Linked DNA regions of Homo sapiens: regions 2 and 3 are each linked to region 1. Evidence: chromatin contacts called from ENCODE Hi-C or POLR2A ChIA-PET data. All regions are on one chromosome and are shown on one strand. Each heading gives the region's core, a stretch centred on a gene start or an enhancer-like site at or near the end of the contact. The rest is flanking DNA. Distances are from core to core; before and after follow the strand shown. Region 1 holds the start of CHTOP (chromatin target of PRMT1). Region 2 overlaps GATAD2B (GATA zinc finger domain containing 2B). Region 3 has its middle 33 kb from the start of S100A7.

Region 1 (3,512 bases), core at 667-3,166:
ATTACATCTTCCTACTTGAGGAATGCTCAAGGTCCAGAAATGTGGGGGTTCAAGGTTCCAGTTGGAAGTCGAGGAGACATCAGCTTCTCAACTATAAAACCAGAGGAAGAAATAATCTTTTTTTTTTTTTTTTTTTTTTGGAGACACAGTCTGGCTCTGTCACCCAGGCTGGAGGGCAGTGGCACGATCTCGGCTCACTGCAACCTCCGCCTCCCAGGTTCAAGCGATTCACCTGCCTCAGCCTCCCGAGCAGCTGGGACTACAGGCGCCTGCCACCACGCCCGGCTAATTTTTTGTATTTTTAGTACAGACGGGGTTTCACCATGTTGGCCAGGATGGTCTCGATCTCCTGACCTCGTGATCCCCCCGCCTCGGCCTCCCAAAGTGCTGAGATTACAGGCATGAGCCACCGCGCTAGGCCGAAAGAATCTTCTTTCAATCAACGAACATTTACTTAAGTGGTACTATGTGTAAACACTGTAGGAACTGAGGCTCCAGCATTAAGCAAAATAACCACGATCCTTACCCTCACATGGGTAAGGATGCTGGGCCATTACTTACACACAGACACACACAAACACATACACACACGCACACGCCCAAGTGCCAGGAAGGAAAATGAAAGGGTCTTGACGTGCCAGTGGAGCAGAGGAAGGGTTGCAGATGTGTCATTCTCTCATTCCTCAAACATATGTACACTGTATTGTGCACATAGTCATTAGAAAAATCCCTTATTGAGGCCGGGCACAGTGGCTCACGACTGTAGTCCCAGCACTTTGGGAGACAGAGGCGGGCAGATCACTTGAGGTCAGGAGTTGGAGACCAGCCTGGTGAAACCCCATCTCTACTAAAAATACAAAAATTAGCGGGGCATGGTGGTACGCGCCTGTAATTCCAGCTACTCAGGAGGCTGAGGCAGGAGAATCGCTTGAACCTGGGAGGCGGAGGTTGCAGTGAGCCGAGATGGTACCACTGCACTCCAGTCTGGGTGACACAGCGAGACTCCATCTGCAAAAAGAAAAAAAAAAGAAAGAGAGAAAAATCCCTTATTGAGCAGGAAACATAGCTTATGCCCATAATCCTAGGAGTCGGGAGGCTGAGGTGAGAGGATCACCTGAGCCCAGTAGGTCAAGGCTGCAGTGATCCGTGATTCATTGCGCCACTGACTCCAGCCTGGACAACAGAGCCAGACCCCGTCTCAAAATAACAACAACAAATCAGAGAGAGAAAAGAGAAATCCCTATGTAGGTCTGCAACAAAATAAACACGGATGGCAGGTGTGGGGGGAGGACATGGAAACGCAATCGAGGACGCAAAGGTGCCCCACCCCAAGAAGGAGTAAACAGTATCTAGGCCAAGTTGGGGAGGGGAGGAAGTGAGGAGGAAAACATGGACGGGCGGTGGTGTTGGCCGGTGCAGGATGGGAGAGGAATTTGCTCCTAATACTGGCCTCCTGGGCCTTGGCTGGAGCATTTACGGCACTTCACAACTCTCAGACTGGGCGAGTGGCCATGAGGGGAAAACCAGTGCAAATTCCCCAGGCCCAATTGTCCGGAAGAAGACGAGGCAAGTCCGCGTAAAGATTTTTAGACGGTGTACCTTGGCTAGGGAACGGAGGGGCGAGGGAATTCGGGACCCAAATCCCCTCTAAGGCCCACATTAATAACTACCCCCAAGAGGTTGCAGCGCAACCACTACTGGAACGTGAAGTCCCCGGCACGCCCCAACAACAGGACCATTGGCCACGCCCCTAGGGGCGGGGCACTGCATGGAAAGCCCCGCCTTCGCCCTAAGGCTCCGCCTCTGACCTCTGCGCAGGCGTAGCTCAAATCTTTCCCGCCCTCTAGTCGTGCGCGGATCTGACGCCTGACGTAATTGCGTAGACGCCATTTTAGCCGGTCAGACAAGCACTGGACGTGGCGGCCATTTTGTTTTGGACACCGAGCAGGAGCTGGCGGCCGCTGCAGACGAAAGGCAGGAAAGGGCAGGCCGGGTGAGCAGACGGATCGGCCGACTAGACAGCCAACCAGCAACAACGAACTGAGCTCGCATACTACCGCTTACGCATCTAACCAACCGCCCATCTAGCTAACCCGAGCCCCTCCACCGTCAACTCAGGTTCGGCCGGTCCCCGGCCCGCCTGCCGGAGCCGTGGTGGCAGCCCCGGGAGGAGCACTGGCGTCTGTTTCCTTCGGTGAGTTTCGGTAGTGAGAAGGAGCCGGGGGAGGTGCGGTCTTGAGGAGCGGAAGGGGCCGGCGGACGCGGAAAGGGGGTGGTGGCATGTGGACATAGCTACGGTGTTGGAGCGTGGAGGCCCCGGGGAGGAGGCGGAGCCCCTGCGAAGGGGCGGGGGAGGGGCTGAACTGGAACCTGGTGGCGGGATTGATGGAGGTTGGGGTTTGATAGGATAAAAAGGAAACTTGGCGGGTAGAGCAGAAGTGGAAGTCTTGACAGGGCTTTGAGGATGGTAGGGAGATTAAGAAGTACAAGACTTTGAGGAATGTTGGAAATTAATGGCGGCTTTAGGGTTAAGTTTTGTGGAGGGCTCTTTGCGAGCTAATTCCCAGGTGAATTTAGAAAACCTTTCCTACTCCCCCAGATCGTCAGTTTCTTGTTAAAGTCCCTACTTGATTCTGGAGTTGAAAGCCACTTTTGAAACTAGGCATGCATATATATATGTATATATATACATACATATATATATATATTTTTTTTTGGGGGGGGACGGAGTTTCGCTCTTGTTGCCCAGGCTGGAGTGCAATGGCACGATCTCAGCTCACTACAACTTCCGCCTCCCGGGTTCAAGCGATTCTCCTGCCTCAGCCTCCGGAGTAGCTGGGATTACAGCCATGCGCCACCACGCCCGGCTAATTTTGTATTTTTAGTAGAGACATTTCTCCATGATGGTCAAGCTGGTCTCGAACTCCCAACCTCAGGTGATCCGCCCGCCTCGGCCTCCCAAAGTGCTGGGAAAACAGGCGTGAGCCACCGCGCCCGGCCCTGCCTGTATTTTCACTGTAGATCAGTGGTTCTCAACTTTAGCTGCACATTAGAAGCACCTAGGTAGCTTTCCCCCGACCCCACAATTGGTTCATTTCCAAACCTCATTACCAGAGATTGTGGTTTAATTGATCTAGGCCCAGATGTCTGTATTTTCTATTTTTTTAATTAATTTATATTTTTATAGAAACGGGGTCTTACCATGTTGCCCAGGCTGGTCTCGAGCTCCAGGGCTCAAGCATTCCTCCCGCCTTGGCCTCCCAAAGTGCTGAGATTACAGGCGTGAAGCACCGCGCCCGCCCTGTCCGGCCCTATGTTTTAAAAGCTCCTTGGATAAGTCATATGTAGTCAAGGTTGAAAATGACTGCTCTAGAGTAAAAGCCAAACTCGGCCCGGTGCGGTGGCTCACGCCTGTAATCCCAGCACTTTGGGAGGCCCAGGTGGGTGGATCAGGTGAGGTCAGGAGTTCAAGACCACCCTGGCCAACGTGGAGAAACCCCGTCTCTACTAAA
Region 2 (3,512 bases), core at 747-3,246, 170 kb after region 1:
CTTGAATCGCCTGTAGAATGAGCACAGAGGCTGGGGAGCACTCCCCATCTCCCCTCCCTCAACTCTTGGGGTCTGAAGAGCACCTCTTTCCCACTTCTCCCTCTACCAGCCTATTGGCATCCAGAGCACCACAGTCCCTCCTTATCCAGCTCTGCCATGCTCTAAAGCCAAAGCCCCAGCCACTTCCTCAATCACTCTCTCTCCAAGGCTGCCCAGTATTGTGCCAAAAAGGGAAGGGTCTTGGGGGAAGGAAAGCCCATGGCTTAGAGGACCCCAAAACTGTCTCCTGTGCTCTTATAGAGTAATGCTAGTACCAATGACAAGACTCCAGAAAGGCTGGGCTCTGGCCCTCCACAATAGTGCCCTCTGCACAAGGCACAGCAGCAGCTGTAACTAAAAAACGTGGCTGAGGAGCAAGAGGGCTAAGAATAGCCCCAAACATCAAGTCCTTGAGGAAATGACATCCTCTTCTCTGGTTGGGCCTGGTCTAACTGCTTTGTTGGAAATAAATAACCAAAACGGAAAAAATAAATTAGGATCTGGTTAATGCTTTGGGCTGAAAGGAAAACTTGGGGGAGGGGAGTGATGAGATGGTGAGAAAGTGTAGTTCCAGATCTTTCAGGGGATGCTGCATTCAGATTGTTAAAGAACTATATTCGGTAGTTTACTAGAAAACAGCAATGTGAACCCCTGCTGGTAAATAAGGCAACCGTCTAGAGGAACAAGCATGTTACAAAAGATTATTTATTTTCTTTTATAGAGATGGGGTCTCACTACATTGCCCAGGCTGATCTCCTGGCTCAAGTGATCCTCCCACCTTAGCCTCCTGAGTAGCTATAGGCATGCAGCACTGTGCCTGGCTAAAGGATTCTGTCACTAGAGACCAGAGCAGTGTGGTGGGAAGGGCCAAGCACTGCTAGGGGACACCTTTCCCTAGGAGAGAATGGAGACCCAGCCCCCTCCCCATGATACCATTAGACCTAAAGTCATCAGATAACTAAAGTGGGGTTGGTGGCTTCCAGAATACTGGCTCCAGCTAGAGCTGGAGGGGAACAAGAACACAGAAGTAGGTCAGGGCTTTAAACAATCATCACAATCAAAGAGAAGGATACAAACCAAAGGTACTCAGTCCGTGGCTGGACTGACTAGGGAAGACAGCCATAGCTCATCTCCCAATTACCCTGAAAATTCTCCCGCCAAACTGCCACCCCCAGCCCCATAACTAAAGCACAAGCCACAGGAAAGTTTTAGAAACCATTCCTTTCTTTATTAAACATAGCTTGCAAGTGATAAATATTACAAAGTTTTTTTTTCTTTTAATCCTTTCTCCAAAAATTAGCTTATTATTTGAATCTGTCACTGCTGAAATGCTCAGCAGCATCTGAAACAGATGGGAGTGTATTTGCCTTTTTGAAAACCAGTTTCTATTGGTCTTAGTTTTTTCATTTTATTTCCCAAACACAATGCAGAAAATCAGAATGAGTTAAAAAAGAAATAAAGGAAACTTAAAGAGAGTTGTGCAAAAGGGTCTTGTTCCCCTCCCACCCACCCTATTCAGGGAAGGCCATTCCCCATCCCACCTCCCTGCTCCCCACCCCCCAACCCCAATCTATCCTTTCACCTTCACCAGGGCTTCACCCATCACCCTGTACCCTCTCCAGGCTTTATCAGCCCAGAACCTAAAGAAGAGAGTAGGAGTACTCAGCCCAGGCTGTGGGGAAATTGGGCCCCTGAAGGAGACAGACTGTGAAACAGCTGCCTTTAGCGGGGTTCAGATGAAATCTGAGGAAAGGAGACAAAATGTGGGCTGTGTCTGCGCTCTCCTATTTTATCACCAAGATGGGGGAAAAGTTACACATCCTGTAGCTCACAAAGGGAGTAAATAACTAAAGCACCAACCTGGGGCATTCAATTGTCAACCACCCTTAAGGGCTCTGTGGTTGGCTGTGAGATGGGGCTTGAGGCCTAGTCCCCGCCCTCAGATGACTAGAGGCATAAAGGCAAAGATGTCACTGGTCTGATGCCCTGGACATGACTCTGCTGCCTCTCCCAAATCAAGGGTAACCATAGAGGACTGGCAGTTCTCCAAGAGCATTGTCATACACATAACCACTTCAACGCGAGTCACTTTCAGTTCCTCCCTGGTTTCTGGGCCCAACACTTTCCTCACCTCAAGTTGTTTTTTGGTTTTGGCAGGTGAGAAGTATAGAATTTTAAACTTGGTGGCCAGATGATCCCCCTCTTCACTTCACAGATAAGAAAATTGATACTCAGAAAATTAACTCTACCAAAGATCATATAGCAAGTTAGTAGGAGACCCCAGGTCTCCAGATTGTAGCCCCCTCAACCCCTTTTGTGTTGGTGGTTCTTTTTACTCTACAAAGTCCTGGACCAGGAGGTCTTGGCTTTCACAGGAGCTCAGCCTCACCTCGGTTCACGCAGCCTAAGGCTGTGCAGATGGATGTGGCTCTCACTAGGTGAAATTTCCTCAGGATGACTTATTAAAATCCTTTCTATCATCCCCTGACAATCCACCCTCAAAGGCCCATAAGACTAGGTTCTTTCTTTTTTGAGGAGGTGGGGTGGGGGAAATCCCTTGCATAAGAAAGCTTGACACTGAATTTTGTTATATAGGTATATTGTATATATGCTGATGCAATCAGAGGAAAAAAACAGTGCAAATACAATTACAATTCATAATAATACTTGGTTTCGATGCCCCCGGGAACTGCCCCATTCCTCGGCTACCTCCCAGCCCCCAGCACTTCCCCACAGTATCAACCTAATGCTGGGGGATAGGGAGGGTGGGCAGGTTAGGGTAGGGAGTGGGCTCTGCCAAGGCAGTGCTGGTGACCCGGAGGGACTACTCCAGGGTGGGGAGGCAAGGCACAAATTAGGGGTGGGTGGTGGGGGAGGTGGCATCTCTAAGGAGGGATGGGGTTGGAGCAGCTGCCAGTCTCAGTGTGCTGGGCCCGGCCCACTCCCCTACCCACCCTCCACAGCCCTGCCTCCCTACCCCCTCCCCTTCCCCAGAAACCCTTTTGCACGGATCATACACAAACGGGCACATTACAAAATGACATAACACAGTTTCACAATATCCATGGCTAGGGCTTTTTTTTCTCTTTTTCAGGTTTTTTTTTTTTTCTACACAATGTACAATTCCTTTTAAATGGATCAAGAAATAGCTTATATACATGAACGAGTCCTTGTTATAACATCTCGGCAGCAAATATCATAAGCTAATGAAGGTCTTGATGGAAAGGATGGGAGCCTAGGACGGGGGTGGGGGTAGGGGGTGTGGAGAGAAGGGTTATGCCTTCTGGAGGAGTGGGGAGAAAAGGGAATGATTAGGGAAAAGGAACAAAAGTAAAATATCAAGAAGCATCTTTACAAAGCAGTTCTATAGCTAATTCCTTTTAAAGGGGAAAGGAAAGGTAACCAAAGCAGGAAAACATTTATCTCTGTGTCTTAAAAAAAAATTGTCTACCATACATATATCCAAAAATGTG
Region 3 (3,512 bases), core at 510-3,009, 140 kb before region 1:
TCTTGCCTCCCCTCTGCAGTAATTCTGCCACTCCTCTGTTCCTTGGGTTTGCAGTAGTCACTGCTGGTCACCAACCATCCACCAGTCCCCTCTCCTTCCTTCTTGCTGGCAGACCACACCTTCCACAACAAAGGCCAACAATGCCAAAGACTTGGTCTCCAAGCCTCCTGTGCCTCTAGAAGTGGCCTAGATGGGACCTAGTTCTGGCTGGTGATATGAAGGAGATGTCTTCTGGAGAGTTTATGAGAAAGATTTTCTGCCTTTCTCCAAAAAAACAAAAAAAAAAAGTTTTGGGAGAAAAAAAAAAGTTCCCTGCACTCCCTATTTACTTTGTTTTGGTTTTTGTTTTGTTTTGGTTTGTTTTGGTTTGGTTGGTTTTTTTTGAGACAGAGTCCTGCTCTGTTGCCCAGGCTGGAGTGCAGTGGCGCCATCTTGGCTCACTGCAACCTCCTCCCCCCGAGTTCAAGCAATTCTCCTGCCTCAGCCCCCTGAGTAGCTAGGACTACAGGCATGCACCACCATGCCCAGCTAATTTTTTGTATTTTTAGTAGAGACAGGGTCTCACCATGTTAGTCAGGCTGGTCTCGAACTCCTGATCTCAAGCAATCCACCTGCCTTGGCCTCCCAAAGTACTGGGATTACAGGCATGAACCACTGCGCCCACCCCTATTTACTTTGGACATTGTCATGGAAGGAGCTGTGCTTATTGCTTCTCAAGAAGAGAGAAAAGAATTACCGTGAAACTGGAATGGTTGAGCTGCAGGGATCTCTTATCTCTAGATTTCTTATTATATGAGATAATAAACTTATATTTATAATCCACTTTAAACCAGTTATTTTATTTGTTTACAACTGGAAGGATCTCAAATGGTACAAATTTCCTTTTCCAAGACTATTCCTATTCCAAGAATAATATTCTTGGAATTCCTATTCCAATATTCTCAGAATTTCCTATTCCAAGAATAATGAAGGGACACTCAATCTCCAGCCACCCTCTCTGTTGCCACCCAGAAATTGGACATAATCCATAAGTCCCAACCAGACACTCTCTGGCCAAGGGGTCCACTTGGGCTGAACTCCTGCCTCCTGCCTGTATCACTAGGAAAAGAAGGGATTGAGCAAATATATGGAAAACGGAAGATGGAATCAGATAATGAAACCCCCATGAGAAGTTTGGGGGTGAGAAAAATGATGCTTGAGTTATTCCACTTGGCTTTTTCCACTGATGCAGCTTGGCGTGACACCTCTACTATTTTCTCTCTTTTTTTTTTTTTCTTTTGAAATGGAGTTTTGCTCTGTCGCCCAGGCTGAAGTGCAGTGGTGCAATCTCGGCTCGCTGCAACTTCTGCTCCCCAGGTTCAAGCAATTCTCCTGCCTCAGCCTCCCCAGCAGCTGGGACTACAGGCACAGGCCACCACACCCAGCTAATTTTTGTATTTTTAGTAGAGACAGGGTTTCATCACGTTGTTCAGGCTTCTCTGGAACTCCTGACCTCAGGTGATCTGCCCATCTTGGCCTAAAGTGCCGGGATTACAGGCGGGAGCCACCACGCCCAGCCCCCTCTACTATTTTCTAAATATCCAGGTATGTGACTTCTTCCTTCTGTGACTTCCTCCTCTTTATTAAATCAGCATACCAATTCTAACCCCTCCAGCCCTTGCGTGTGAGGCCCTCCACGGCCCACCCCAGGCATGTTCCTCCCCAGGAGCTGTAGCACAGTCTGCTCCAGTCTGACAGGTCTCACGGTGGCCACCTTCCGAGCCCAGATCAAGTCCTGTCAAGTCCTGCTTGCTCTGTGAAGCCTCCCTAACCACAACAACCCTTCTGCCCTCTACCTTCCACAAATGCTTGAGATTGTATTTCCTCCATCACTTTATCCAGTCTTGTAATTACACAATCATCATCATTTGGCTACCATAAATGTTTGTTTCGTGTAACGAAAACCAGGACCCTACTCTTGAGGTCATGGCCCCAGAGCAAATAGCTGGTGAGGCCACCCTGGCTTGCAAATTCTCAGCCCATGGGAGCAGGCTCTGCCTGCCTCAATTCTGAATCAAAGAAGGACATGTTCACAAAGACTTTATTTGTGAACAACATGTTTTCCATCACCATGCCAACACAGGCTTAATCTTCCATCATCCAAAGCAGCACATCTCATAAACCACAGCTAACATCTTTAACAAACAAAGCGCAGCTTTTTGTGACTGCTTTCACAGGTCTTAGGGTATCATCTCTGCTATCTGCACCACAAACACTATCTCTGGCCACTTCAAGCTTTTCTACATCTACCTCCAAAATAGAAATCTTTATATAGTCTTCTCTACTAGAATCTATAAATTAAAAATTCTGAACTGCATTTGATGCCTACATGTCAGCAGGGGCCTCTCTGTTCGTAACTACCACCACCCTGCCCTGATTCCACCCTGCACCCCCCGAATATGTCCAAAGCCCTCGCCAAGATTCCCACAAATTACAGGAGTCTGTATATTCTGGTGCTCATTTCTGCCTATGGAACCTGTATTCATGCATGAAATATCTGGCCTATACCTTGAGCCACATGCAAAATTCAACCCTTATCTCAATTTCCACCCAACACAAAACAACACAGATGGAAAACATCAACACATTCATGAATGTAGATGATGTTGTTAAATATCAGGATGGGAGATTCTCAGTGAAGCATCATTTCCATCTAAAAAGGAAAGCCACTAGATTTTCCTGAGGTTAGAGAAAATTCAGAGTGCAGCAGAGGAGGAGAGTCTTCCTCAAAACCAAGTGCCACTAAGGGGCATGGAGGCAAAGGAAAAGTCAACCCCCCCACCCCTAGGCAGGTCCTGCTTGCTAGGGGCTGAGCTTCTGGTGAGCAGAACCTTGGCATGGATGATGTCTGATTTCAGCAACAAAGAGGGGAGCTGGAGATTGAGTGTCCCTCCCTAATTAGTCTTGGAAAAGGAAATTTGCAACAGTTGGGAGCCTTTTGATTGCAAAAAAAATACATTAATTGATTTAAAGTGGATTATAAATAGAGGATTATTATTTCATATAATGAGAACCTAGACATAAGAGGTCCCTGGTTTGGTAAATTCTGCAGCTCAACCATTCCAGTGTCTCTGTAATTATTTTCTCTCTCCTCAAGAAGACCATGCAGACCTCCCCTGCCAAAGCCAAGGTATGAAGCAGGATGGCACCTTCCCAGCTCCCACCAAGCCCCTCCCCACCTTCCTTCTGAGAGCCCTTTCCATCAAACCATCTCCTCCCTTTTCCCTCCTTCCTCTGCCTGCCCTCTCCTGCTAAGGTCTACTCCGCCCCCTGCTGGCCAATCTTGGCAATGGCCTAGGTCTATTACGAGACCCTTCCCCTGGTCCCACCCACTTTCTAAATTAAGAGTACTGATGTCACCCCTCACCCAACCACTGCTCCCAGGAGGCCAGGGGACACATCATTGACTTCTTGCCATCAGACTGGAGGTGAAAGAGGGGGGATCAGTTTTGGGGTCACTCTGACCCACGCAG

The links. Hi-C counts contacts between places; a loop is a spot of excess contacts on that map. ChIA-PET counts read pairs that join two places held with the same protein, here RNA polymerase II (POLR2A). Pooled maps may share reads with other maps.
Region 2: a loop to region 1 is called in a pooled map, with 5 times the contacts of the local background. The contact joins the enhancer-like site here to the promoter of CHTOP in region 1. A Hi-C loop is called at or near these places in 1 of 37 single-sample maps with no recorded cell type and 7 of 50 pooled maps. POLR2A ChIA-PET finds 5 or more read pairs at or near these places in 10 of 52 experiments (A673, B cell, H1 and 7 more).
Region 3: POLR2A ChIA-PET joins it to region 1 with 10 read pairs in WTC11. The contact joins the enhancer-like site here to the promoter of CHTOP in region 1. A Hi-C loop is called at or near these places in 4 of 168 maps with a recorded cell type or tissue (HepG2, aorta, ascending aorta and 1 more) and 5 of 50 pooled maps. POLR2A ChIA-PET finds 5 or more read pairs at or near these places in 13 of 52 experiments (AG04449, AG04450, H1 and 8 more).

The regions. Positions count from the first base shown.
Region 1 is chr1:153,632,150-153,635,661 of GRCh38, forward strand. It overlaps CHTOP (chromatin target of PRMT1), which reads left to right and starts at 1,917. Exons shown (of 6, transcript NM_015607.4): 1 at 1,917-2,194. It also overlaps a transcript of S100A13 not described here. RefSeq lists an enhancer at 1,891-2,000 and a silencer at 2,341-2,420.
Region 2 is chr1:153,803,480-153,806,991 of GRCh38, forward strand. GATAD2B (GATA zinc finger domain containing 2B) reads right to left here. Exons shown (of 11, transcript NM_020699.4): 11 at 1,246-3,512. Among named protein-coding and RNA genes, the nearest start is that of SLC27A3, 30 kb to the left of the region's middle. Within about 2 kb of position 1,997, at least 20 of the 41 ENCODE cell types and tissues checked have a DNase peak (open chromatin) inside an H3K27ac peak, as active enhancers do; they include B cell, OCI-LY7 and PC-9, where a contact is called at or near this core.
Region 3 is chr1:153,491,777-153,495,288 of GRCh38, forward strand. No RefSeq gene overlaps it. Among named protein-coding and RNA genes, the nearest start is that of S100A7, 33 kb to the left of the region's middle. Within about 2 kb of position 1,760, at least 2 of the 41 ENCODE cell types and tissues checked have a DNase peak (open chromatin) inside an H3K27ac peak, as active enhancers do.